Linked DNA regions of Homo sapiens: region 1 is linked to region 2. A link is a contact called in ENCODE Hi-C data. All regions are on one chromosome and are shown on one strand. The core of a region is the stretch at or near the end of the contact, and the rest is flanking DNA. Distances in the headings are between cores, read along the strand shown.

Region 1 (3,529 bases), core at 157-2,656, 2.5 Mb after region 2:
AAGACAAGTGACCAAAAAGAAGCACAGAATAAGATGGGGCACTATTCAGGTTGGGATCAGACAGCAAGAAGGTGACATCTATACTGAACAATGATACAGAGCAAACTGGAGTTAGAAACAAAGATGGAAGAGGGAGTGTGATCTAGACTGCTGGAACAGCTCGTGAAAAGCCCTGGAAATGACAGAGAATGCCTAGGATTGCAGTGACACTGGTTTAGAGAGTGGTGCCAATTAATGCCACTAAATTGCAGACTAAATTACTAAATGCTTTCATCACTCTGTCCCAGGTCCAGGAAGGGTTCCAAGCATGGGCTCAACCTAGGGTCAAGTTGAAACAGACTGTTTTCCACCTGATAACCCCAAAGCTGCAGCTTGACTAAGCCGTCTTAGCCCAAGAGGGTTCCACCTGGCGTCCCAGAAGAATGGGGACAGTGTCCTCCACATCTCTGAACCCTACCCGGAATCCAGTACAGTGCTTTGCACACACTGGATCTACTAAACAGACTAAAAGAAAATAAATTCATCTGATGGCATAATTACTATCTCAATTCAAGTCCCCCACATTCCCAGTCCTTACTCCCAAATCCTCTACTGCTGCATATTAGGGCACTCCTTCCCCGTCCTTAGACTCTGCCACTTGGAATTACCAAGGATCTTCGCACAAAGAGAAGTATAGCTTCGTGGATAAAAGCAGAAATTTCGAAATCAGAATAATCTGGGTGAAATCCTCTTAGCAGCTTTATGATATTGAATAAGTCACTCAACCTGCGGCACCCTCCGTTTTCTTCATCTGTGAAACGAAAACAACAGCAGCTTTTTCACTGGGGTTCGCTAAATGAATGTAACTGGGCTGAGTTGAGAATAGTAAATGAGACCGTCTACGTAAGGAGATGATCATGTCTCTTGCCATATAAAGTGCACTTAATAAATGGCAGCTGTAGTAGAATGATGTAGATGGTGATGGTGACGATGTTGGTGATAATAGGAAGGTCAGCTGTCAGTCTTGCAAGTCACTGGCTGTAGTCACAGCAACCCCTACCAGCCCAGGCAGCTTCTTCTAGAAGCAGGCCCTGAACAGGACGTGGGTAAGAGATCCGCTGTCCCTTGAGACTTGGCCTACTCCCGGCACTCCGCGGACAGCCCCAGCCTGCGGACAGCCCCAGCCTGCGTCACTTGTCCGCATGCCAGCTCCACCCGGGCGGACCCACACATGGTAGGAACGTGAGGGGGCGGGCCTGTTCCGGCGCCTCTGGGCCAATCGCCAGGTGGAAGGCACTCAGCCAATGGCAGAGGGGCTCTGGGGCCCTGTGGGCGGGGACTAAGGGTGGAGTTGCGGCGTCATAGGTCACTGGGCGGGCTATGGGCGGGGTCCACGTCGCCTACCGGGGCGGAGCGGGGGTGGCTGGAGCAGTCTGGACAGTCATGGCGGCGACTGTGGCGACGGCGGCAGCTGTGGCCCCGGCGCCAGCGCCCGGCACGGACAGCGCCTCTTCGGTGCACTGGTTCCGCAAAGGGCTGCGACTCCACGACAACCCGGCGTTGCTGGCGGCCGTGCGCGGGGCGCGCTGCGTGCGCTGCGTTTACATTCTCGACCCGTGGTTCGCGGCCTCCTCCTCAGTCGGGATCAACCGATGGAGGTGAGGGGACCCGGGGCTGGGTGGCGGGGACGCAGCCAGGACCCTGACCCTGGGGTGACCGGCGAACAGCACGATCCCCCCAACCCCGCCACGGCTGGAAGGCCAGAGGGGAGAAGCCGAGACCGGGGAAGTAATTCGTCATGGTCCTAACGCGCCGGTGGGCCAGGGTTCAGCCTCTGACAAAGCGCGTTCGCACTGTTACCCCTTTGAGCCTCACAACTGCCTGTGGAACGGAGATCATGATCCCCGTTGTACAGATGAGACCCTTGAGCCCTGGAGACCCAAAGTCGACCTGCCCAAGGACTTGTAGCCAGTGAGTGGCAGAACAGGGGCTCCTGGTCTAGGGCTCTTACGGTCTACTCAGGGAGGGGCGGAAGGGAGATAACGTAGTGTGAGGGCGGGACGGGTTTTTGCTCGCATTCTTCAAGAGCCCGTTGCTGGGCTCGGGGAGATCACTCCGAAGCCTCTGGCTCGTTTGAATCCGCCCTACCACCCATCCTGGCTACCCTGCACCCAGACCGTCCTGCCTCTAGGGGTGTCAAGTGACCCTGGCTTAGCATTAAATAAGGTCTTCTCCCCTATATTATAAATAAAGAAGCCAAAGGCGTCTTCAGGTGGAGTCGCTTTATGTTCAAAGCTCCAGAGAATCCAGGGGATTCTCCAAAATGTTTTAAGCCCTGCTCTGGAGCTTTGACCTCGATAGAAAAATTTAAAAGAATCCAAAGTGTCACCCCGTCATCCTCTTGTCATGATTTTAGAGGACAGTAGAGCCATTAGAGATGAGACTTTTATGAACTGTTGTGGTAAGGTTAGGGAGCAGGAAAGCCATGATATCAAGGGCCCCTCTGATGACCCCCCAGGAGATGGAGTCGACATGATCATGGAAAAAGATGAACAGGTCGTTAGTGTATTTTCACTGTAAACAGTATTCAAACTAAAGAGTTTTGAGACATAATGTACCCATCGCTCTTCAGAACACCTAGTGGCAGTCGCTCGGTTTGTTTGCATTGTTCTGGGGAATGTTTGCTTGTGGCCTTGTTGCATCGATGGACAGGGTTATTTCCAGGATACCGTGGCTCTCGGCACACCATTCTTTTCTCTCCAAGGTGTGTGCCCTGCTAAGAGAGTGAGTGCTGCTAGCAGTGGGCCTGTTCAGTGTCCCCTCCTGCCCAGAAGGAACAACTAAGGAGTCCTGTGGAGAGCCTGCCCACAGTTTTCAGGCTGCCTTATTGCTCTGTCTCTGCTCCAGTTTTCTACAGATAGGAGGTTGGGTTTGACAAGCATCATCAAATGACCATCCCTAGTGTGCACATTAAGCCAAGCCTCAGACTTTGCCCTGCACCAGTCGGAGCCAGGCAAATGGAATCCGACTACCTTCTTGTTACATTGTCACAGAGTTTCTTCTTTTATTGGGTTTTGGGGGACATTGCATAGTACTGCCTACTCTTTTTTGATAGGGAAGATTAAAAATCAACAATAAAATTCCTGTTGATTAAACTCCAGTTTGCTAGGAACCAGGTGTTTATGGATTTTTGTGGGTCATCATTTTGTGATCGTGCTATCAATCTAGTGAAGAAGAAAAGGAATGTGGCTCAGATGCCTGAGTCAAATCCTGAAGTCAGAGGCTGTGTAAGAATGCAGATATTAATTGATCACTTAATAAGTGCCTAATATCTGCCAGGTACTGCTCTAGATGTTGCTAGGGATACAGCAGTGAATAAGCAGATGTGTCTGTGCTCCAGAACTCCTGGAGCCTACATTTTACCAACAAACAACCATAATTTAGTGAAACGAAGTGCCATGAGAAACATAAGATAAGGGGACAGACTAGAGCAGTGGTTCTCAATCTTGGCTGCTGTGCATTGGAATCCCATAAGGGTCTTTAAAAGATA
Region 2 (4,056 bases), core at 1,134-3,633:
CTTGTGACACTGAGCAGAGAACTCAGTCACACCACAGCAGAAGACTTTTGCCCCAAGGAAACTGTCAGATAATGTGTTAAGCTAAGTTTGTGGCAATTGTTACACAGCATTAGAAAACTAATACAGGATCCCAAAAGATAAGAGTTATCATCTACAGAAAATAGGTGGTATAATAAAGCTATAGAAGCTATAATTCCACCCCTTTAGAGGTTAACTTGTGAAGGTCAAAGAAATTGCTGATAGCAAAATATGTGATGCTGGGGCCTTTCTCAAATTCCTCACTAACATTCATTCATTCTCAGGCTCTCAGATCTAGAGTCAGGTGGATCTGAGTCCAAACCTGAGCTCTACCACTTAGCAATATGATCTTGGCCAACTTACTTAACTAGCCAGAGCTTGGTAAGTTGTGACGATTAATAGGAACTATGCATGTACAGGACCCAGTACGTATTAAACACTCAAGAAATGTTAGATGATGATGATGTCAGCTTTATACACAAGAAATAGGGTTGACCTCTATGCCCCAAAAATAAGATGCTGAGACAAAAGGGATTCCATCATTTGCCACTTCTCTATTTTAAAATTCTGAAACACTCCCTATTGCCTATGTCTAAACTCCAAGAAACTCTTAAAACATGCCACTGACTTCACCTTTTCGTTTCTTGAGACGGATTCTCGCTCTGTCACTTAGGCTGGAGTGCAGTGGTGTGATCTCGGCTCACTGCAATCCCCGCCTCCCGTGTTCAAGCAATTCTCTGCCTCAGCCTCCCAAGTAGCTGGAATTACAGGTGCCCGCCACCATGCCCGGCTGATTTTTGTATTTTTAGTAGAGGCGGGGTTTCACCATCTTGGCCAGGCCAGTCTTGAACTCCTGACCTCAGTGATCCATCCACCTCGGCCTCCCAAAGTGCTGGGATTACAGGCGTGAGCCACCGCGCCCGGCCAACTTCACCTTTTCACTTATTATTCTGCCTGAACCAGCACCTGAGCTCCAAACCTTTTTTTCACCTGGTTGGTTGCTCTCTCCTGTACATATGCATTCATACACCCCCATTATCCTGTATTTTAATTGTTAACCTGCCAATAATATCTCACTATATTGCACACTGCCCAATGGTTACATTTCCATACCCAGAGACTATCAGAGTACCAGGCAAAAAGCAAATAAGCCATATATTTTTAATGAAATGAATGTTCAGTCTTCAGGCCTTTAAGAAAAGCTGTTCCTGGAATGAAGAAAAAAAAAACACCAATGCTGTGGTTGTTTCTACATTTCTATAGCGTGGTGTTTAAACACTTAGCAACTGCTCTCCTGCATACACTTGTGTAGAGAAGTGGTTAAACAATATTCTCATCCTTCTTTTCCCAAGGAGAAAACCAAAAGCATACCAACCTTAAATAACACACACAGAGGGCAATCTTGAAAGACCTAAAATGACATATCTAGCAAGAAGCTGGCAGCCAAGCTTGACGCCTGCCTGCCTGCCTGTTGGTTCACTAGAAGAAAGTGGTTCTCAAACTTTAATATGTATACCAGTCACCTGAGGCTATTGTTAAAATGTAGTCTGATTCAGCAGGTTGCGGGGGAGAGGGAGAAGAGCCGAGAATGTGCAGGTCTAAAAAGCTCCCAGGTGATGCCAATGTTTCTGGTCTCCAGACCTAGACCTCTAGCTTAGACCTGTGCTGACCAGTACGTTAGCCACATGCGGGTATTAAGCCCCTGAAATATGACTAGATAAGCTGTCAGTGTAACATGCCGATTTCCAAGACTTAGTTAAAAAAAAAAAAACTAAACTATCTCAATGATTTGTACAGACCACATTGAATTAATATTTTGTGTACTTTGAGTTAAATAAAATGTACTAGTAGGGTTACTTCCCTCTATATTTTACATTCCACACGTGGCTCGCATTATAGTGCTACTGGACAGCGGTGCCCTAAACTAACAACCGTCTCCATTCTGAAGCTTCCACTATTGTGAGACTTTAAGAATAAAAGCAACACCTCTCTTCCCATAGGTGGTTCGAAAGCACACCTTTTGTTCCCCAACTATCTACCAGAAATAAAACGAAAAAACAAAGATTTAAAAAACAATAAAATTGAGTCCTTTCACTTCTGCTTAAGCGCCACCTAAGCCACTGCTTTTGTCTCCCTCCGGTTCCCACGCTCCGAGATCGTATCACCCACAGAAAAACAATAACTAAAAAGCGGTCTCCATCCCTGAAGCCAAGCTGGGAGAGTAGCCGAAGGTCGCGCTTCCTGGCCGCCAAAACCGAGGTGGAGGAAACTTGGTAGTCAGCGAGCTACGCCCTCTCGGCTCCTCCTCCTGCTCCTCCTCCAGGGCCGACCTCTTCAAGATGGCGGGCGCCGGAGACTAGCTTCCGCTTCCGGTGTGAGCGGCCCGGCCGGGGGGGCAAGATGGCGGCGGCAGTAGGGGTTCGTGGCCGGTACGAGCTGCCGCCTTGCTCCGGCCCAGGCTGGCTCCTCAGCCTTTCCGCCTTGCTGAGTGTGGCGGCACGAGGGGCCTTCGCCACCACGCACTGGGTCGTCACGGAGGACGGGAAAATCCAGCAGCAGGTAGCGGCCGGGGCGTCCCTCTTCTCCCGTGCCCGCCCTCGCCCCGGGGGGATTACCCTGCTTGGCCCCTGGCTGTTGGGCTCCGCGCGGCCCCGCCCCCAGCCTACCCTCACAGGGAGGTGGCACCGCGACCTCGGACTCCCTGCATTCGGACCAGGCAGGCACTTCCCGCTCCCCACTTGTCTCCTGGTCCTCGTTTGGCCCCCTAGAAGTTCTCACCCTTCCACCTCGCGGGCCGCGCGCCGCGTGGGGAAGAGTCGCCCAGCTGCGGGAGACGGGCCCTACGGACCTTTTTTTAGCTCGGGGTTTAGAAATCACAGATTTCAGGATTCCTGCCTTTGGTGCCTCTCGGGTTCACGCGTCACCGGCCCTCCCCGAGGAAATAGAAAGCAGGTGGCAGCTCCAGGGTGTGCGCGAGTCCCATGGTATGACAGCTTCTGGACCCCTAGCCTGTGGACCATTCGTGCTGCTCCCCTAGTCTCGTCTACCACATGGTGGATTTCGTTTCTGGTTGTGTTGGTTTCAGCTTGTACCGTTACTCAGGTCAGCAGTGGCTCATTAGAAACAACATAGAAACACTCCCCTTCAGAAGGAATGCTTGAAGATGCCGCTGGTGGCGTTGCCTGCATCTTTTCAGCTGTTACTGCCCTCGTTTCCCAGTGCACTTTGCTTTGTTTCTTTACCTAGTTCTTGTGACCCAGCCTCGCATGGAGGATATGCGATTTCCTGGATTCTTGTATGCCTGAACTAATTCCTCAGAGGCGAGACTGCTTTTCTTATATAACTTTATGATTGCCTGCGTTTTGTAAATGCTGCTGATGCCTAACGAGTGCGTGTGTGTGTTCCGCTACAGAATATTGGTAAACTTACTGACTTCGAACACTTGAGGACAATCTTGAAGTGTCTAGCAAACATTTAGAAAGTGAATTGTGTGCCCCATGCAATTTAGCCCACTGATCTAAAACGTTTTAACTAGTGTGGTGGGAAATTACTGGTCCTTTGGATTGTGTGTAATGAATCATGATAGGAACACATTCCAACGTTTAAGGTGAGGTTTAGATTTAGATTTGCCGTGTAATGTAATTGCAAATTCTATCTCAAGTAAGTTAAGTATAACTAAAAATCCGCCTAGGTATTCATGAGTGGTTTTCAGCATATCTAAGAAAAGACCGTGTTCCTATTGGGTAACGTTTTCTATATGACATACATAAAGAACAGTTTCCTTTTCATTGCCATACTATCTGAGACTTTAAATATATGTGTATGTGTTTCAGAAACCCAAGAAAACACTGTAAGACCATATGTGAGTGCTGGTTGCTTCCACCCTTCTTTTGTTTCTTGATAGTGGTTTTCCCTGAGGTCTCTATGAAGACGTGGAATTAAGTCACTCCTGCTGCATTTTGGGGAGCCTTTCTCCTGTTGGCTCTTCTGCAATATTGTTTTTGGCCACAGCTATTTATACTCTATGACATTGACTTC

The links. A loop is a pair of places that touch in the nucleus more often than their neighbours do. Pooled maps may share reads with other maps.
Region 1: a map of ascending aorta shows a loop between it and region 2 (7-fold over the local background). The contact joins the promoter of CRY2 here to the promoter of TTC17 in region 2. A Hi-C loop is called at or near these places in 1 of 168 maps with a recorded cell type or tissue (ascending aorta), 1 of 37 single-sample maps with no recorded cell type and 7 of 50 pooled maps.

The regions. Positions count from the first base shown.
Region 1 is chr11:45,846,069-45,849,597 of GRCh38, forward strand. CRY2 (cryptochrome circadian regulator 2) reads left to right here and starts at 1,407. Exons shown (of 12, transcript NM_021117.5): 1 at 1,407-1,637. The coding sequence starts at 1,423. RefSeq lists enhancers at 858-967, 1,018-1,067, 1,428-1,667, 1,598-2,119 and a silencer at 2,068-2,177.
Region 2 is chr11:43,356,537-43,360,592 of GRCh38, forward strand. It overlaps TTC17 (tetratricopeptide repeat domain 17), which reads left to right and starts at 2,384. Exons shown (of 24, transcript NM_018259.6): 1 at 2,384-2,577. The coding sequence starts at 2,419. RefSeq lists an enhancer at 2,243-2,512 and a silencer at 2,643-2,722.